2 separate regions of the Homo sapiens genome follow, and region 1 is linked to region 2. Evidence: chromatin loops called from intact Hi-C (ENCODE). Cell type or tissue: CD4-positive, alpha-beta T cell. All regions are shown on one strand. Links, peaks and the distances in the headings refer to the core of each region. The heading gives the core; the rest is flanking DNA.

Region 1 (10,806 bases), core at 1,412-9,411, 140 kb after region 2:
AAATTGTCTCCAACTAGAGAAAAAAAATTCAGCTTAGCTGAATAACTAAATTTACATAAATAAAACTCAGCTATTGTGGACATTATTTAATTGATGTTAATTTGAAGTTATACAGTGTTTTCTTTTTCTTTTCCTTTTTTTCTTCTTTTTTGAGGCAGAGTCTCACTGTTGTTGCCCAGACTGGAGTGCAGTGGCGTGATCTCAGCTCACTGCAACCTCCGCCTCCCAGGTTCAAGTGATTCTCCTGCCTCAGCCTTCTGAGTAGCTGAGATTACAGGCGCCCACCACCACACCCAGCTAATTTTTGTATTTTTAATAGAGATGGGGTTTCACCATGTTGGCCAGGTTGGTCTCAAACTCCTGACCTCGGGTGATCCGCCTGCCTTGGCATCCCAAAGTGCTGGGGTTACAAGCATGATCCATCACGACTGGCCTACAGTGTTTTCATTCTGAAGCTCAAAAAAATCAGCATGTAATCAGCACATGAATTTTCATAATTGTCCTGTTAAGTGCACAAAGGGAGATCCAAATGAATCCAAGAAAACAGGGCTCACATGTTTCTACACATTAGAAGGGAATGGAGAAGGGAACAGGGTAAGGACGAGAATGAAAGCTAAAAAATGTCGGCAAATGTTAATAATGAAAACTTTAAACCCTGAAAAAGGAAGGATAATAATAGCTTTCTCTGAGTCAGCTTTCAATCTGCACAGAATATCATCGCTAACAGGGATCTAAACTTACCAAAAAAAAAAAAAAAAGGCGGAGGGGAAGAGAAAGAATTTTTTTCTAACTTCCCTTTTGTAGATTAATTACCAATTTATTCACCAGTTGGTGATTTGGCATCATTTCGAGTCAAAACAAATGCTTTTGTGTAGACTAAAGTTCACTGGTAAATTTAAACTAAAAATAAGATTTTCAAAAGTATTTTTAAACCGAATTTAGAAATTTAAAACATTTTTAAGACTTTCAAAAACTGTATGTTACTAAAAGTAACATTGACCCTTGATATTTATCTGAGGAATTCTCTGGAGGAAAAAAAGGATTTCATCCTGGAGATAAATTGGGCCAACTCATCTGTAGTCTTTGGTTTAATTAGCTAAACTCTTCCAGATGGAGAACATTTGAAGCAAAGGAATATTTCTGAGCCCCCTGGAAGTGTTAATAAACACAATAATATGTTACATGTAAAAGAAAATGTGCCCTTTATCTTTGAGGAAGTGTTTGGTAGCATTATAATTTTCAGTTTGACTATTGAAGAAAAAAGCTCTCATTTTATTCAACATTCAACAAACAAATACTGAGTGCTTGCTTTTCGCCAGTGCTAAACACCAAGACAGGACAGGACCCCTGCCTTTATGGAATCTCACAATTCCACCAGAATTTGCACTCCCACCAGAATTTGCCTGGCACATAGTAGCAGCTGGGTAAGTATTTGTCGAATACGTGAGTGAATGATACAGACACTTGAATAAGGAATTGTATTCGTAAAGATTTGAACAAATTACTATGGTCAGAGGGAAGCATGGGGGCCTCAAGCTGTCAGAGAAGGCTTTGCAAAGGAGTTTGTCAGATAGGAGCAGGAAAGACTTGCAGACACAGAAAATGGCACTTGCAAAGTCAGGGAGAGAAGAAACAGTAACATATATTTAGGCAACAGCTAGTAATTTGTGTGGTTGGAGAGTAATGTGTATAAGGAATGTGCCCAGAAGGTAGTAAGACCACAAAGATGGGTTGGGGCTTATTTGAGGAGGACCCTGAAAACCTGCTAAGGTTAGACTTGACCCTTTAGTATGTGTTGGTGTTTTAGAAAGATAACTCGAGACATAGTATTAGAGGATACACAGAAGGAGAGAAGGAAGGAAAAGATACCAAGGGTTAAGTGCCATGTTTGTGCCCATCCCTAGGCTAGATCCTCTATGTATTTATATTAAACTCATTTAATCCTTGCAATACTCCCATTGGTTACCTAATATTGTCCTTATTTTCAGCGGGAAACATTCAGAGAAATTATGCAATTTCCCCCAGACCATACAGTTAATAAAAGATGGGACTAGGATTTGAAACCAGGGTTCTAAAAAAATCTTGTTGGAGAATAAAAATACCAATGGACTCATACAAATTAGTATTAGGGAAAATAAACAGTAGAAGACTGGAGAAAGTGAATATTAAGAAAGACACACATGTAAGACGCAAGGGGAAAAAAGCATGACTATACAAAAGGATATTTACAGTAAGGAGATACAACACAGGAAGTGGAAAGATAATCACAGAAAAACCACAACATGTGTTTTTAAAATGCAAAGCCCCTGGGAAGAGAAAGCAAATGATACAATAATGCCATTCACTCTGGCATCCTGTGCATTTGGTTTTGCTCTTTACTCTTTTTTTTTAACTTTAAACAATTTGTTATGAGAGTAACAAAGATACGGCTTATGATCTTGTAACTCTAATGCTCTAAATCAGAAACAGATGGTGCCTAGTGTACCCTGTTTCCTAGAAACTGCAGAACTTTGAGGACAACACCCTCTCTGCACTGCACCACTGATTTCAGTTCCTTCACAGATACTAATACATGGCTAAATAACGTGGTTGCTGAGTATTGTATTGGAATATCTGTTTTCCTTGCTCGGGAATCTTTTTGAAGTTTAAAACTTTTCTCCATTTTTATTCCTTTTTCTGATTCAAAAAGTAATTCCTTTTTATTGTGACAATTTTTAAAAATATGGAACAAAGAAAAAAATAAAAATCCCCATTCCCTTCCCACCCAGCAATAACCAACGACCACTGTTAACATGTTGACAACATTCTTCTAGTTATTTTTCTGCACACACAAACACACTTCATAGAAAACTGAATGTATAGAAATTGTTTTCTAATTGTTTTGTTCACTGAGCAATAAATACTTTACATTTTTTCACATCATCAAATGTTTATGATAATTGCCAGTATTCCATCATATTGGAGAAGTTAATTTATTTATCTTCCCACTTTTTCATTCAACAAATTCTTTTATTTTTTTTTGAGACGAGTCTCGCTCTGTGGCCCATGCTGGAGTGTAGTGGCATGATCTCGACTCACTGCAACTTCTGCCTCCTAGGTTCAAGCGATTCTCCTGCCTCAGCCTCCCAAGTAGCTGGGATTACAGGCATGCACCACCACGCCCAGCTAATTTTTGTACTTTTAGTAGAGACGGGGTTTCACCATGTTGGCCAACTGGTCTCAAACTCTTAACCTCAGGTGATCCACCCGCCTCGGCCTCTTAAAGTGCTGGGATTACAGGCGTGAGCCACCATGCCTGACCCTCTTTCAACAAATTCTAATTAACACCTACTATTTGTCAGAAATGTGCTCAGCACTGGATACACAGTGGTGAGCAAAGCAGGCAAAGATCTTGCCCCCATGGAGTTTAAAGTCCTCTATTGACCTATAGTTTGCTTGAGAACTTTTTTTATTTTAAAAAAATAGCACAGTGAGGCTGGGCGCCGTGGCTCAAACCTGTAATCCCAGCACTTTGGGAGGCCGAGGCAGGCGGATCACAAGGTCAGGAGTTCGAGACCAGCCTGGCCAACATGGTGAAACCCTGTCTCTACTAAAAATACAAAAATTAGCCAGGTGTGGTGGCACACACCTTTAATCCCAGCTACTCAGGACGTTGAGGCAGAAGAATCGCTGGAACCCAGGAGGCAGAGGTTGCAGTGAGCTGAGATCGCACCACTGCACTCCAGCCTGGGTGACAGACTGAGTGAGACTCCGCCTCAAAAAAAAAAAAGCTCAGTGAAATCTGGCAAACACTACCTCAGCTAAGTGACTAAGCTTAACATAATCAGCGAAAAGTCACGCAGACAGCATGTACCCCTGCTGCTGTGCTGGGACAAGAATGGCACTTTACCTCTGTGGTCTTCCTCTCATAACCCTAATCTAATCATGATTTTTTAAGAGAAAAATCAGACAAAAGACATTCTACAAAATACTTGTTCAGTACTTCTCAAAACTGTCAAGGGGAATTCCTGACTAGCTTGGGCAACATAGAGAGATTCCATCTCTACAAAACATTTAAAAATTAGCCAGGCATGGTGGCATGTGCCTGTAGTCCCAGCTACCCAGGAGGCTGAGGCGGGAGGATCACTTGAGCCTGGGAGATTGAGGCTGCAGTGAGCTATGATCATGCCACTGCACTCCAGTCTGAGCGACAGAATGAGACCTTGTCTCTTAAAATTGGGGGAAAAAAAGTATGGATTTTAGTTAATAATACTGTATCAATATTGGTTTATTAGTTTGGGCATGGTGGCTCATGCCTGTAATCCCAGCACCTTGGGAAGCTGAGGTGGGCAGATCACTTGAGGTCAAGAATTCAAGACCAGCCTGGCCAAAATGGTGAAACCCCATCTCTACTAAAAATACAAAAACTAGCCAGGCATGGTGGCAGGCATCTGTAATCCCAGCTATTCTGGAGACTGAGGCAGGAGAATTGCTTGAATCAGGGAGGTGGAGATTGCACTGAGCCGAGATCAGGCCACTGCACTCCAGCCTGGGTGACAGAGCGAGACTCTGTCTCAAAAATATATATATATATGTATTGGTTCATTAGTTGTGACCAATGTTTCATACTGTTACAGATAGGAAAGGGGTCCCGATCCAGACCCCAAGAGAGGGTTCTTGGATCTCACACAAGAAAGACTTCAGGGTGAGTCCGCAGTGCAAAGCAAAAACAAGTGTATTAGGAAAGTAAAGTGGTGAAAGGACAGCTACTCCATAGACAGAGTAGGATGTTCCCAAAAGTAAGAGGAGGAACGCATCCACCCTAGGTACAAAGCTTGTATATATGGGGAGATGTGCTCTGCTACAAGGGTTTGTGATAAAGGATTAAGTTTTTTTAATTACTATATTTTTCAAAAATCAATATTATTATCTTTAAAGCAAAATTAGGAATGCCTTTGTTCTCCAGATATCGGGATATCTGGACACTCCCAAGTCTGGGTCTGTTCAGTAAGCATTATTAATTTGTCCCCTTAGCCGTAAACATCTAGAGGTTAGGAATGCCTAACTTTCTGAGAATGTAGCTCAGCAAGTCCTGGCCTCATTTTTCCAGCCCTCACTCAAAATGGAGTCGCTCTGTTTCGAACGCCTCTGACAATACTAACATAAACTGTTAACAATAGGGGAGCTGGGGAGAGAGAATAGATGGAGTATACGGGAAATCTCTGTACTACCTTTACAATTTCTTTGTAAATCTAAACCTATTCTAAAATTAAATGTTTATTTTGGGAAAAAAAGCAAACACTGTGACAGTCATCCTTGTTTTTTGTTTGTTTTTGAGTCTCGCTCTGTTGCCCAGGCTGGAGTGTAGTGGCGCGATTTCAGCTCATTGCAACCTCCGCCTCCCAGGTTTAAGCGATTCTCCTGCCTCAGCCTCCTGAGCAGCTGGGATCACAGGCACGTGCCACCACACCCGGCTAATTTTTTTGTATTTTTAGTAGAGACAGGGTTTCACCATGTTGGCCAGCCTAGTCTCGAACTCCTGACCTCAGGTGATCCACCCGCCTTGGCCTCCCAAAGTGCTGGGATTATAGGCATGAGCCACCACGCCCGTCAATCCTTGTATCTTGAAGCATATCTGTGATTGTTTCCTTAGGATAAAACTCTGAGTGAAATTGCTGAGTCAACTGTACTGTACACATATTTTTATCCACTAGAGATTGTTCTTTTGAAATGTTATAGATGTTTTTCTGACTTTTTAAAGATGTTTATACCTATACCTTTATCTTAGCATTTTCCTAGTTGTGAACCAGGAAACCTAAGAGATCATGAAGCCCAGAGGCCTCATTTTACAGATGAGGAAACTGAGGCCCAGAGAAATGAAGTGACTTGCCAAGGCCAAGTGGTTAGTTAACAGTGGGAACTGGAACCCCTATTTGTGTCAACAGCAATCCCTACTGAACTGTCCCGGGGTTTGGCCAAATGAAGTAAAATTTTCTGGCTCATGGTGGAATCAGTGATCAACAGCCAGACCTGCATCTTTCTATTTCCTGTAGGTAAATACAAGGGTTTGCTTCCTTTGTTTTGGATATGGTTGCTAGGAGCTAAAAGCATTTTAAAATGTTTAAAGAATGGATTCAGACACAACTAATAGAATTGCCTGACTAAATGCCTGGGCAAATCACTTTTTCTTTTTGAGGTACTCCTTTCTTTTTTTTTTTTTTTTTTGAGACAGAGTCTCACTCTGTCGCCCAGGCTGGAGTGCAGTGGCATGATCTCAGCTCATTGCAACCTCCGCCTCCCGGGTTCAAGCAATTCTCCTGACTCAGCTTACTAAGTAGCTGGGATTACAGGCACACACCACTACACCTGGCTAATTTTTGTATTTTTAGTAGAGACTGGGTTTCACCATGTTGGTCAGGCTGGTCTTGAACTCCTGACCTCATGATCCACCCGCCTTGGCCTCCCAAAGTGCTGGGATTACAAGGGTGAGCCCCCGCACCTGGCCTTTTTTTTTTTTTTTTTTTTTTGAGTCAGAGTCTTGCTTTGTCACCCAGGCTGGAGTGCAGTGGCATGATCTTGGCTCACTGTAACCTCCATCTCCCAGATTCAAGAGATTCTCCTGCCTCAGCCTCCCAAGTAGCTGGGATTACAGGTGCCTGCCATCACACCCGGCTATTTTTTGTATTTTTAGTAGAGACGGGGTTTCACCATTTTGGCCAGGCTGGTCTCAAACTCCTGACCTCAAATGATCCACCCACCTCAGCCTCCCAAAGTGCTGGGATTACGGTGAGCTACTGCTTTCTAATCAGAAAATTCAGAATTCCAATGCCTCCTTTTAGTCTTCTGACAGGCACCTAGGAAAAATCAAGTAGTTAGTGCAGATAGATCTGAGGAAACCTTAGAAATATCATTTAAGGAGGCCGGGCACGGTGGCTCATGCCTGTAATCCCAGCATTTGGGGAGCCCAAGGTCGGGGGGATCACCTGAGGTCAGGAGTTGGAGACTAGCCTGGCCAACATGGTGAAACCCTGCCTCTACTAAAAACACAAAAATTAGCCAGGCATGGTGGTGGACGCCTGTAATCCCAGCTACTCGGGAGGCTGAGGCAGGAGAATCGCTTGAACCTGGGAGGCAGAGGTTGCAGTGAGCTGAGATCATGCCACTGCACTCCAGCCTAGGTGACAGAGCAAGACTCTGTCTCAAAAAAAAGAAAAGAAATATCATTTAAGGAAAAGGCATTTGAATGAGAACAAAGGGCACATTTTCTGTTAAGTGGTCTGTGGTATCCCAAGAAAGTTCATTTCCTTGCCCCTGTGGTCTTTAGACAAGGAAAATCCCAGACTTGGCATTAGTAAGGAAGAAGAGGGCGATGGAAAGGAAAGGAGAGAATTGTTAGACTTCTTGGCTGGAATTCAGAAACAAATAGTTCCAGAGCCTGGCATTGTCGAGGCCAGCGTCAGGACCAGCCCAAGGAGGCAGACAAGGAATATTACCGTTACTGACTTGGCTCCACATACCGTTACTCAAGAGAAACTGGTGCGTAAGCAAGATCCTGGAGGATGCGAGAGAAATATAAACAATCACTGGGTGTGGACCTGTGGCTGCCCATAGAGGCTTTGCCAGCTCTGAAATTGTAGTCACACATTTTGACTAATTTAATTGCCAGAAATTCTTGCAAGATTTGGGCAGTGACAAATGCAAGCCAAAACAAGACTAAAGTCTGGGGGTTTGGAAAAGCATTGGCCTCTGACCTCAAACTGGAGCCTCTCATCAAAGTTCTAACCCCTATTCGGGTCACTGAGCATCCTTGCTCTGAGACGTGGAAGTGACTTATTTTATTTGCCTATAAACATCTTTCGGCACCTGCACCAAATTGAAACTTGGCAGGCAAAATGAGGAAGGAGTGATACTTCTAAAAACTCATCCTATTTTTATGATTTGAAGCTTTTTATTCTTTGTAGGGGTAGCACAGGAGAAGGATATTAAAAAAAAAAACTCTCAGGAGCAGATGAAAAGAGAAAAGAATGAAACAGACTGCAAAAATCTCTCAACTGATATTTATTGCCATCATTATTTTGCAGAGAAAGACATAAAGACGTGAGCACATTGATTGGCATTGCCCATGATCATGCAGCAACAAAGGAAGTGATAGCCCTGAGGTTTTAAGACAGAACCGAATGAGAAGGGAGGGTTTGAAGTGGGTGCAACTTCAAGATGGTCTAGATATAGGTGAGAATCTCTACTCAAATATCTGAATTTCTAGCCTCTTAATTGTATTGTACACTTTTATATTAAAAAGCACTTCTGAGGCCAGGCACAGTGGCTCACACCTGTAATGCCAGCACTTTGGGAGGCCGAGGCAGGCAGATCACTTGAGGTCAGGAGTTCAAGACCAGCCTGACCAACATGGTAAAACTCTGTCTTTACTAAAAATACAAAACAATGAGCCAGCCGTGGTGGTGCGAGCCTGTAATCCCAGCTACTTGGGAGGCTGAGGCAGGAGAATCACTTGAACCTGGGAGGCAGAGGTTGCAGCGAGCCTTGATCATGCCACTGCACTCCACCCTGGGTAACAGAGTAAGACCCTGTCTAAAAAAAAAAGCACTTTTGGACTCTATACATGCAAATAACCCTTTTTACTGGATCAACTTTTGATCTTGATTTTTTTTTTTTTTAAACAGGGTCTCTGTTGCCCAGTAATGTGATCTCAGCTAGCTCACTGCAGCCTCAACCTCCCTGGGCTCAGGTCATCCTCCCTCCCACCTCAGCCTCCAGAGTAGCTGATACTACAGGCATGTACCACCACACCTGGCTAATTTTTGTACTTTATGTAGAGATGGGGTTTCGCCATGTTGCCCAGGCTTGTCTCAAACTCCTGTGCCCGCCTCGAGTTCGAGACCAGCCTGGCTAACATGGCGAGACCATGCTTGGCCCACCTTGTTTTTTAAGACTAATATTGGCCAGGCGCGGTGGCTCACGCCTGTAATCCCAGCATTTTGGGAGGCCAAGGCAGGTGGATCACCTGAGGTCAGGAGTTCAAGACCAGCCTCGCCAACATGGTGAAACCCTGTCTCTACTAAAAATACAAAAATTCGCTGGGCGTGGTGGTGAGCACCTGTAATCCTAGCTACTCGGGAGGCTGAGGCAGGACAATGCTTGAACCCAAAAGACAGAGGCTGCAGTGAGTGGAGATGGTGCCACTTCACTCCAGCCTGGGCAACAGAGTGAGACTCTATCTTAAAAAAGAAAAAAAAAAGACTAATATTAAACATATTTTACTGAGATGAACTTAACTGCCCCTACTGAGGCTACCTGCACATCTGGTTCTTTGTTGATGCCTCCAATTCCACCACTAGAGTTTAATCCCTTTGAATGAGATGGTAAGTGGAGTATATAGATAACGTGCCAATTCCAGTCAGCTGATAGCTCTCTGAATCACTCTGTTGAAAATGATACCGAGGCAGTAGAAAAGGACTCCCACAACTGATTAGCAAGAGAGGGAGGAGGGGCAATGCCCTACCAGTTAAGGTAGTGTATGTTGCCATGACTTACCTCTGGGAAAGGCAATTTATGAAGTTTTTATAGTCATCAGCACCTCAGTGTGAATTACTATAATGTCAACTCATTTCCAGTTATACCAGAGCTAGTTTTAATAGGTAAGGCATTCATATTTTCAGAAGTAAAACTCAGAACATATGGTTCAAGCGAGGATTTTTTTTTTTTTTTTTGAGATGGAGTCTTGCTTTGTCGCCCAGGCTGGAGTGCAGTGGTGCCACCTTGGCTCATTATGGCACCACTGCAACCTCCACCACCCAGGTTCAAGCAATTCTCCTGCCTCAGCCTCCCTAGTAGCTGGGATTACAGGTGCATGCCATCATGCCTGGCTAATTTTTTTTATATTTTTAGTAGACGTGGGGTTTCACCATGTTGGCTAGGCTGGTCTTGAACTCCTGACCTCAAGTGATCTGTCGCCTCAGCCTCCCAAACTGCTGGGATTACAGGCGTGAGCCACCTCGCCCACCTTAGCAAGAGTTTGTTTTGATTTTGTGAATTAAATTACATGTAAGCTCCTACAAAGATACAGAAGTAACATTTAACTAATCATATAATGAATCATAATTGAAATTTACAGAAAATTGGCTGGGCACAGTGGCTTACGCCTGTAATCCCAGCACTTTGGGAGGCCAAGGTGGGGGATCACTTGAGGCCGGGAGTTCGAGACCAGCCTGGCCAACATGGCGAAACCCTATCTCTACTAAAAATACAAAAATGTTGTTAGAGGTACACGCCTGAAATCCCAGCTACTAGGAGGATGAGGCATGAGAATTGCTTGAACCTGGGAGGTGGAGGTTGCAATGAACCAAGATTGCACCTTATACTCCAGCCTGTGTGACAGAGTAAGACTCTGTCTCAAAAAATTTAAAAAAAAATTTTTAAAAGGCCAGGCATGGTCGCTCACACCTGTAATTCCAATACTTTGGGAGGCCGAGATGGGAGGATCACCTGAGGTCAGGAGTTTGAGACCAGCCTGGCCAACATGGTGAAACCCCGTCTCTACTAAAAATATAAAAATTAGCTGGGCGTGGTGGTGCACGCCTGTAGTCCCAGCTACTTGGGAGGCTGAAGCAGGAGAATCACTTGAACCTGGGAGGCGGAGGTTGCAGTGAGCAGAGATCAGGCCACTACACTCCAACCTGGGCGACAGAGTGACACCCTGTCTCAGAAAAAAAAAAAAAAAGTAAAAAAAGAGAAATTTATAGAAAATATTACCTGAAAGGTGAAAACAATCCAGGGTGTATAGTTCCCAAGGATAAGTCCAAAGCACAG
Region 2 (10,806 bases), core at 1,260-9,259:
GCCCAAGGTCACATAGGCTGCACCAAGAGTCCAACCCACTCTCCTAACTCGAAGTCTTGTTTCTCCCATCACAGCGGTTCTGTGGGTGCTGCTCTGAAACATCTCCTCTTATCCCACAACCACTCAGCCTTGCCCAACCAGGTCCAGCCTGCTGCCTCTCTCCAGCACCACACAGCCTCTGGGCCCCTCCCAGCCAAGACCACTGCAATCGCCTGGCCCAGCAGGGGCAGGTGGCTGCAAGCTGGCTAAGAGCCGGACAGGGCTGCTATCTGCCATTGTCTAGCCATGCAGCTTATTTAACCTCACTGAGCCTGAGTGCCCTCATCTGCAAAAAGGGGATAATAACCCTGTCTCAGAGAGTCCCTTAAAAGAAAGGAAGCACATGAAGCTTGCCCTAAACCCAGCCCAGTAAGGGCAGACACACACACAGGCTCCTCACAGCCCACCCCACCCAAAGGCTCCAAACACCACTCCCCAGTTCAAAATCCTCCCACATTGAAAACCCGTGGCCACACAAACACTGGTAGACAAACGTTCATAGCAGTGTCACTCACAATAGCCAAAAAGTAGAAATGACCCAAACGACCATCAGCTCATAAAAGGATAAACAAAACATGGTATCTCTCTGTGATGAAATATCATTCAGCCATAAAAAAAGAACAAAGCAGTGATACCTGCTCCAACATGGATGGACCTTGAAAACACTATGCTAGGCGAAATAGCCAGAATCAAAAGGACACACAGTGTATGATTCTACTCACATGAAATACATAGAACAGGTAAATTCACAGAAACAGAAAGCAAATTGGTGGTTGCCAGGAGGTGGGGGAGGGAGAAATCAGGAGTGAGCACTCGTGGGCATGGGGTTTCTTTTGTGAGTAACGAAAATATTCTGGAACTAGACAGCAGTGATGGTTGCACAATTCTGAATATACTAAAAACAACTGAACTGTATGCTTTTTTTTTTTTTAAGATAGAGTCTCACTCTGTCGTCCAGGCTGGAGTGCAGTGGCATGATCTCTGCTCACTGCAACCTCCACCTCCCAGGTTCAAGTGATTCTCCAGCCTCAGCCTCGCAAGCAGGTGGGATTAGAGGCACCCACCACCATGCCTGGCTAATTTTTGTATTTTTAGTAGAGACGGGGTTTCATCATGTTGGCCATGCTGATCTTGAACTCCTGACCTCAAGTGATCCACCCACCTCAGCCTCCCAAAGTGCTGAGATTACAGGCATGAGCCACTGCGCCCAGCTTTGAACTGTATACTTTCTAAATGGATGAATTTTACTGTATGTAAATTATATCTCAACAAAGCTGGTATTTTTATATTGCCATCAAAAATACAAAACAATAAAATGATTAATATTTACAACATGAAAAGAAAATCCTTCCATGATACCTCATTCTCTACAAGATAGAATCTAAATCACGCAGGCATCCTCCAAGTCCAGCCCCAGCCTACCTTGCCGCAAACACCCTGCATTTGCCCAGCAAGACCTCTCACTGTACCCCAAATGAGTCTTCCCCCCTGCAGGCCTGGGCTGCTAACATTCACTGCCACAGCAGCAACAGTTACTCACTTGGCCTGATTCTTGTCTCAAGTCCTGGCTGTTCCTTTGAGGCCTGCACTGCCTATGACTTGAAACTCTGACCAGCCCATCTATCTCCCCAACTAAGCTGGAGCCTCCTTTAAGGAAAGACACCTGGACCAGCCTGTTTTCCTCCTCTCCTGTCCCCACTCCTCAGGACAACAGTAACAACAGCTGTCACCATGACTTCCTGTATGCAAAATCCTTGACAAAACGATGTCCTTAATTCTGACAGCAGCCCACTATCAACCCAATTTACAAGTAAAGAAACTAAGGTGTGAAGTTGAAGAAAGGGTAGGGAGGACGCAGGGGAGGAATCTGATCAAGGTATTGGTGCAAGGGGCAAAACTAGGATTTGAACTCAACATTCTCTTCCCAAGGTGCTAGCACACACTGCCTTCCTAAGATATAACCAGGAATGTGTAGACAGCTGGTAGGTGTCAGTCATATTTCATTCTGCAAGTGTTCACCCAACAATCACGTTAGAGCTAAAATATAGCTCTAAAAATAAAATGAGAGCACCTGATGACCTTTGCAGTCAGGTTGCATACAACTAGGCTCAGCTGGTTTCTGGCTACAGTTAAGAGTTTTTCTGGGTACCATCAGACCAGTGCAGATTTCAGTACAAAACATAAACAATTATTTGACATTTTCCCTGAGCATTAAAAAAATGTAATTATTTTTTAAAAAAGGATCACAGAAAACAGCCTCTATGTGAGTCTCACACACGGACAAAAAGTGGTGTGAGGCAGCCACCATGAAGCCCAATTGGCATGTGTGCAAATGTAAACATTAAATTTAAAATATTGGCTGGGCACGGTGGCTCACGCCTGTAATCCCAACACTTTGAGGAGCCAAGGTGGGTGGATCATCTGTGGTCAGGAGTTCGAGACCAGCCTGGCCATCATGATGAAACCCCATCTTTACTACAAATACAAAAATTAGCTGGGCATGGTGGTGGGTGCCTATAATCCCAGCTATTTGGAAGGCTGAGGCAGGAGAATCGCTTGAACCTGGGAGGCGGACGTTGCAGTGAACCAAGATCGTGCCACAGCACTCCAGCCTGGGAGACAAGCAAAACTCTGTCTCAAGTAAATAACTCAATAAATAAATTTAAAATCTTTTTTTTTTAATGATAATACCCAGTGCTGGGACGGACATAATGAAACAGGCAATCTCATATGTTCTAATAGCAATGTAAACAATGAATTCCTTTTGGAACGTTATTAGGCAAGTGGTATGTGTCTAATACCAGAAAGATATCTGGAAATTAATCCTGAAGAAAGAATTTCTGCTTTACAGAAAATGCTGTATTCATGAAGATATTGGTCCTTGCACCACTTGTAATGGTGAAAAATTGGCTACTGCTTAAATCTCTAAATACGAAAAAGGCTAAATGAATTATAGTACATCCATTTCATGCAGTATTCTGTAGCTATTAAACATCATGGTTAATATCATCCATGTATTAACATGGAAAAAATAAAAAGTTCTCTTTATTTAGCCTTTCAGCATTAAAGGACCTGAAACGGTCCCTGCTCTGTGAATATAATTATCTTAAATAAGAAGCCACTTGGAATACATTGTACTTGTAACTATTTTGAAATTATAATAGTTTTGTGATGGGGGGGATAAAGGGCTTTTTTTTTTCCTTTCTCTAGTTTCTACATTTCTTTTAATGTTGTTATACCACTGTTACCTAACTAGGAAAAAATAAATTTTTTTAAATGACCAAGCTCATTTTGAAGCTGCTCGGTGTCACATAAACACTGAGGCCTGCCTGCCTCAACTAAAGCAGCCACTTGAAATGCAGCTCCAGCTGCTCATTCTTCTGTTTATCAAAACAGGGCAAAGCCGCCCAGGAAACTCGCCTCAGCAAGGTGACCTGACCTCAGGCCCATCACAGTCACAAATCTGCATTTCCAATAAAAAATAATCACAACGAAGAAAAGCACCCAGGTAACCAGTTATGGAAAAGCAAAGGATTGATGAGTTGGGGGTGACAGGACAGTGAATTACTGTTTTTGTTTTTTTGTTTTCTTGGGGTTTTTATACTGATCATAGTCACAATGCCTAGCACAAAGTGCTCAATAAGGATTTGAAGCAGAAAATGTTTCAAATGGGAAAATGCACTCATTTACCCATTTTAAAAATTTAAGGGAGTGAGGCTAGGCATGGTGGCTCATGCCTGTAATCCCAGCATTTTGGGAGGCCGAGGTGGGCAGATCAGTTGAGGTCAGGAGTTCCAGACCATCCTGGCCAACATGGTGAAACCCCATCTCTACTAAAAACACAAAAACTAGCCAGGTGTGGCGGCAGCCTCCTGTAATCCCAGCTACTCGGGAGGCTGAGGCACAAGAATCACTTGAACCCGGGAAGCAGAGGTTGCAGTGAGCTGAGATGGCGCCACCGCACTCCAGCCTGGGTGACAGAGCGAGACTCTGTCTCAAAAAAAAAAAAAAAAAAATTTAAATAGGAAAATGCACTCATTTGCCCATTTAAAAAATTTAAGGGAGTGCCCACACTTCCTGAGCACCAAGGCCCAAAACACCATGCACACCCCCGGCCTGAAAAGTTGTACTCCCTTAGTTCTCATCAACAGAAGCTGTGTTTGGAAGTGAGCAGGCAGGAAATTGGTACTTTTGTCACCAACTTGAACAACAAAACAGTCAGAAAACTTAAATGTCACCAGGAGAGTAAATGTCAAAGTGGGAGGGGTAACTACGGTTTACCAAGTGTCTGCACCACTACCTGTTCCGGGGCCTGTGGGCATGATTTCATAAAGTCCTACCTAACACTCTGACTCTGGCAGCAAGCAGCCTAGGCTTGAACTCTGACTCTCAACTGATTGGCTGTGTGGCCTCAGGCTGGTTGCTTAGCTTCTCTGCATCTCATTTTCCTCTCCTGTAAAATGAAAGCAAGAAGAGAAGAGACCTACCTCATTAGGGTGTCATGAGGATTCACTCAGCCAATACACACAAAGCACTGGGTACAGTGTCTGGCAGAAGCACAGCATCTGTCAGTTACTTATTAGTATTGTGCTTACATTTTGCAGCCAAGAAAAACTGAACCTCACAGAGGTTAGTAATGTCCCAAGATCACACAGCTTAGTAAGAGGAAGTGCTGGGATTCAAACCCAAATCAAAGGATCTGTGCTCTTTTCACCAGAGCTAAACCCCACCTGCAGGATTATTATGATCCCCACCCCAAACACACACACACACACACACACACACACACACACACACACACACTTTGGGGCTGTCACTGCAAAAGGTAAGAATATTATGAGATAATAAGAAGTGATATGGGGCCAGGTACAATGGCTCATGCCTGTAATCTCACCACTTTGGGATGCCAAGGCAGGCAGATCACTTAAGTCCAGGAGTTCAAGACCAGCCTGGCAAACATGGTGAAACCTTGTTTCTACGAAAACACAAAAACTAGCTAGGTGTAATGGCACATGCCTGTAGTCCCAACTACTGGGGAGGCTGAGGACCGAGAATTGCTTGAACCTGGGAGGCAGAGGTTGCAGTAAACCAAGATCACCACTGTACTCGAGCCTGGGCGACAGAGTGAGACTCTGTCTCAAAATTTAAAAAAAAAAAAAAAAAAAAAAAATTATATGGGACTGGAAGAGGAGGTCCAGTCCATTGTAACCTGTGGATAATACCAGCTCCATGTCAGGGTGGTTCTTTCAATTCATTCACCAAGCAAGCATGCTTTTGAGGCACGCTCTGTCCTACACATAAGGAAATCAGACATAGGGGGTCCCACTCCCCTGAACTCATAATCCAAGAGGTGGGGAGACAGACAGAAATGAGTAGGTGATAAGGATGGGAGGAAATGAAGGAGGATGATGGGATAGAGGGGCCTGAGTGATAAGAAGGAGCGAGGAGGATAGTACCAGGCCCTGAGGGAGAGGGGCGGGGTAGGTTCAAGTGTCTGTTGTACTAGAGCCAGGTGACTGTAGTCTGTGAACAGGGAGTGGGTAGCCAGGATGAGGTCGGAGGGTGGAGGGGAGGGAGGGGTCTGATCATCCTGATCTAAGGTTCAGAGTCTTGCAGACCACTGTTTGGGTTTATACTAACAGCGATATGAAGCCATGTAGGCTTTTAAGCAGTGGAATAACACACCTCAATTTACGGGAAAGAAGCAAGCCAGGAGAGGTGGCTTGCACCTATAATCTTAGCACTTTGGGAGGCCAAGACGGGAGGATCGTTTGAGCCCAGGACTTGGAGGCCAGCTGTGGCAACATAGTGAGACCCCCATCTCTACAAAAAAAAAATTTTAAAATTACCCAGGAGAGGTGGCACACATCTGTAGTCCCAGCTACTCAGGCAGGTAAGGTAGGAGGATCGCTTGAGCCCAGGAAGTTGAGGCTGCAATGAGCTGTGATCACACCACTGCACTCCAGCCTGGGCAACAGAACACGACCCTATCTCAAAAAAAAAAAAAAAAAAGGGCCAGGCATACCAGCACTTTGGGAGGCCAAGGCAGGCAGATCAGCTGAGGTGAGGAGGGCAAGACCAGCCTGGCCAACATGGTGAAACCCCATCTCTACTAAAAATACAAAAAATTTAGCCAGCTGTGGTGGCACAAGCCTGTACTCCCAGATACTCAGGAGGCTGAGGCAAGAGAATCACTTGAGCCCAGAAGGCGGAGGTTGCAGTGAGCCGAGATCGCACCACTGCACTCCAGCCTGGGTGACAGAGCGAGACTCTGACTCAAAAAAAAAAAGAAGAATCTCGGCATGAAAGTAAAAGAGACTAGCATATGGGTGGCATTTGATAAAGGCCTTTTCCCCCCTAGTTTTCCTTCTCCTTGTGCCACTAGCCCTACATACCCATAGACAATCATGTTCTCCCTTTCTGGGTCTCTGTTTCCAAAGAGTTTTGGTCTCAGTGGTTCTCAACCCTGGCTACATATTAACAACACATGAGGAGCTTGGAAAATAAAACACCAATGGGGGCAAGAGGTGTCCATACACCCAGATATCCAGAATCCACTGGTCTGGGGAGGGAGCCTCCAACTGGTATTTTCCAAAAGCTTCTCAGGTGCAGCCCCAGTTGAGAAGAGCCCACTTAAAGGGGCTTCTAAGGCCTTTCTACCTCAGTGGTCTAAGTTCTAATTGGGAGAATTGCCAAAAGACAGAATGTGCTCTTTGAAGACAGTTCCTCCTCACTGAAGACTATCAAGCAAAAAATACTTGCTCAAAGGTGCAACTCTTATAATCAGACATTCTTAACAGATTCCTTCCAAAAGAGATTTTTGTGGTTTAATGACTTGGGTGATCGTCCAGTAAGCAAGCAAGTCTTGGGCCTCAGTGTCCTCAGCTGCAGCCAAAGACAGCAAATAAACAGCACATGTGCCACTCCTTGCCTCTCTTGTGGCCATGGCAGACATCACTAATTGATCCCACCTTAGCCTCCTGCTGAGCCAGGACATCCCAAGTGATCTGAGAATCCCTTCTATACAGGGCCCAAGCAGTCACTCACTAGGACATTGTCTTTCCTAGCCTAATGTCCCTAAGGTCTTTTCCAACTCTGACATTCTTTGAGGGGATGATCCTTTTAAACTTCTTACTAGCAATCATTAACTACCAAGTTGCATGGCAATGAGCTCAGCTGGCTTGAGGCTAGTCAGACCATAAGATCACATGTTTCATCCCTGAGGAAGGCTCTTGCTGTATTTCCTGAACTTCAGACTCTGTCCTCTCCAGGTAACATCCCTCCCTTCCCTGGCAGCTGCACCTCCTACATGTATTTACCGAATAGGGCCTGAGACAGATTATTCAAGTAGATCAGGGCAGACCAGTCCATATTCCTGGAAAAGCTCATCAAAGCAGGCATCCTTTATGATCACTGGTAGTTGAAACAATAATAATGACAGCAGCTGGTGCGTACAGAGCACTTTCTGTATGCCAGGCACCTTGCCGGGGGCACTGCATACATTTTTTCACGGAATCTTGATCACAATCCTCTAAGGTATTTATTAGCCCCATTTGGCACACAAGAAAATTGAAGCTTTGAAAGCTACTAAGTTGCTGCTGATCACAAAGCAATAGAAGCGAGATTACAGGAGAGCCACATACCTGGATCTGGGCAAGTCCCTCCACCTCTCTGTGCCTCATCTCTAAAATGGGCGTGATAATTTTTTCAAGAACACAGTTTTGGAGCACATGTGGTAATTTAATACATTCACACAATTTGTAAAGATCAAATCAATGTACTTGGGATATGTATCACCTTAAATATTTGTCTTTTCTTTATGCTAGAACCAAATTGTTCTCTTCTAGCTATTTTGAAATATACAGTAGATTACTGTAAACTGTAGTCACCCTACTGATCTAGCTAACATGAGGTCTTTAAAATGAACATAATAATTGTAAGGATAAAATGAGAGCCCAGCACACGGTATATGACAGTCCAGTGGATGTCTCAGAAAAACCTCATGAAATTCGGGTTAAAAAAAAAAAAAAATCAAGGATTGAAGTTCTGACCAAGTCTGCTCTACACTGTGCTAGGAGCTGTTTTTGGGCCTCACAAAGTGAAGTATTCTTGATAGGTTGTGTGCACATCCCAGTTTTCAGAAAGCAAATCCTACCTCACTCCACTCACCCCTGGCTGGCATCACCCTTCAAGTCAGTTTCTTCTTCTGCCTCTTTCCTGCTATTCTCAATGTCACCGGCTGGAAGGCATTCTCTCTCGCTGGCTGGAAGGCATTCTCTCTCTCGCTTTACACCCTGAGGCCTCTAAACACTCTAAAAGCTGAAAATTGCTCCAGGGAGCTAGTGGGAGGGGGAACTTGGCAGTGAATCTCTTTGCAATGGGATCTCCCTTTGACAGGGCATATCTCTTGTGTGGAAGGAACTTGGTCTCAAAGCTCCTAATAAATGGTAAACCTTTCCCTCAACTTCACATCCCTTGCAGCAGAGCTTAGCACCACACCATCAATCACATTAGCACGGGGTTCCTTTCCCACCCAGACAGGAAAAGTATCAGTTACTCCCATTTTACAGAGGAGGAAGCCGAGGCTGAAAACACTAGGGAAGAACTCGACACCTAGATGCCCAGACGCAGCACAAACTCGGCCAAAGCTCCCGAAAAAGGACTCAGTGAATGAGAAGGGAGTCGATGTGAACCCTCTTTTGAGCCCTGGCAACCTGGATGTTTGTCACATGTGTAAACCTTGTTAGTTTAGACCTACGGTCTCACGGGGAGGAAGTCAGCTACCAGCATGAGGCCAATCCCATGAGAATGAGAGGACAGCCAGTCCCACCTAGTAAGACTGCCAGGGCATAGGCCATCCACACCAGTACTTCAAAGCAAGTATTACCTACAGCAAGGGTAGTTTGCCCTTTAGGGGACATCTGCCAATATCTGGAGACATTTTTGTCTGTGGGGGAGGGGGCGCTACTGGCTCCTAGCAGGCAGAGGCCAGGGAGGCTGCAGGACATCCTACGGGGCACACAGGACAGCCTCCCAAAACAGCGAGTTATCCAGCCCAAAATGTCAATAGGGCTGAGATGGAGAAACCATGTTCTGGAGGAAAAGAAGTTGTCCTCACTCACCCCAACCACATGGTGGGATAGGTGCAAAGCCTAAGCCAGGTTCCAGGGAAGAGCAAAGGCTAAGCATTCCATGTGCATCTTCCAAAAGACATCGAAAGGCTGGTCCCAAACTCTGTGGCCGGATAGAAGCTGAGGGTCTGAGTCTTACCTCACAACAGGTCTTCTGAAATAAGAGCTTCCACCCCTGCACCCCCATCTCCAACGATTTCTCTTCTCACCATAGGATTTGGTGACTGCTCTACGCAACAAAAGTCCCTGACACTGAGGCTGACAAAAGTTGTTTGAACACCTGCAAGACAGGTCTCCCTGCACCCTGGGTGCATGGCAACACTGGCCAGTGCTCTGCATCACTCTGCAGCCCCAAAGTCAGGAGATGTCGTGTTAACAAGGAGGTCACTGAGGTGGGAGCAAATGTGCTCAGGCCTACTAAGTGCCATGATCTGGACTGAGTGCCTTACATGCCTTCCCTCACTTAAACCTAGTAACAAAATGGCCTGGTTGTTGCTACAGATGCAGTGACATTTCCAGATTTCCATTTTCCAGATGCAGTAACAGATTCTGAGAGGCTCAAGTCCCTGTGCAGATAGCAGGGTCACACAGCTATAAGGGAAGAGCATGGAACTGGACACATGCTTCTGCTGACACCAAAGCCCATGCTCTTTCCCAAGTTCCTCTTTTTTTTTTTTTTTTTTTTTTGAGACAGAGTCTCGCTCTGTCCCCCAGGCTGGAGTGCAGTGGTGCGATCTTGGCTCACTGCAAGCTCCGCCTCCCGGGTTCACGCCATTCTCCTGCCTCAGCCTCCCGAGTAGCTGGGACTACATGCACCCACCACCATGCCCAGCTAATTTTTTTTGTATTTTTAGTAGAGATGGGGTTTCACCGTGTTAGCCAGGATGGTCTCGATCTCCTGACCTTGTGATCCACCCGCCTTGGCCTCCCATAGTGCTGGGATTACAGGCGTAAGCCACCGCACCCAGCCTTTTTTTTTTTTGGAGATGGAGTTTCATTCTTGTTGCCCAGGCTGAAGTGCAATGGCACAATCTCAGGTCACCACAACCTGTGCCTCCCGGGCTCAAGCACTTCTCCTGCCTCAGCCTCCCGAGTAGCTGGGATTACAGGCATGTGCCACCACACCCTGTTAATTTTTGTATTTTTAGTAGAGACAGGGTTTCACCATGTTGGTCAGGCTGGTCCTGAACTCCTGACCTCGTGATCCGCCCGCCTCAGCCTCCCAAAGTGCTGGGACTACTGGCGTGAGCCACCACGCCTGACCCCCACGTTCCTCTTCTAATGGGACATCCTGAAGTCATGTCATCCACACATGACTTCGATCTCTATGAAATCCCAAATAATTTACAACAGGAAGGCCCACACCCCAACATGATACCATGACATCACTTAATCTGGGTCAGACAGCCTTCTTACCACCTGATAGCTCCAGGATCTAAAATCCAAGACAAAGATACTCTTGTTTTCTGTGGCTCTGGGAATCATTTCACTCCTGCTGCATCAGGGCTCTGAGGATCAAAGGTCAACAAGTCACCCATCCTCACAGAAAGACAGCCTTCCCACCTGTGAGACTGGCCCAAGTCCAGCTGTCCTTCCTGGACTCAGACACGCCCTGTCCTATGTAGACCCTCCCATT

What was found. A loop is a pair of places that touch in the nucleus more often than their neighbours do. Peaks named below come from ENCODE experiments on the same cell type or tissue, not always from the same donor. Only the 100,000 strongest peaks of a DNase experiment are listed, where the experiment ranks them.
Region 1: a loop joins it to region 2, with 1.8 times the contacts of the local background. A loop is called at or near these places in 4 of 110 quality-filtered maps.

What each region holds. Positions count from the first base shown.
Region 1 is chr11:47,854,998-47,865,803 of GRCh38, reverse strand. No RefSeq gene overlaps it. Among named protein-coding and RNA genes, the nearest start is that of NUP160, 12 kb to the right of the region's middle. RefSeq lists enhancers at 2,575-2,624, 4,010-4,079. In CD4-positive, alpha-beta T cell, for the core only: no CTCF peak of the experiment used is centred there; DNase peaks (open chromatin) are centred at 2,443 and 6,063.
Region 2 is chr11:47,995,386-48,006,191 of GRCh38, reverse strand. The region is part of intron 1 of PTPRJ (protein tyrosine phosphatase receptor type J); the gene reads right to left. Among named protein-coding and RNA genes, the nearest start is that of PTPRJ, 20 kb to the right of the region's middle. In CD4-positive, alpha-beta T cell, for the core only: no CTCF peak of the experiment used is centred there; DNase peaks (open chromatin) are centred at 3,445 and 4,401; H3K4me3 peaks cover 1,500 bases; H3K27ac peaks cover 6,300 bases.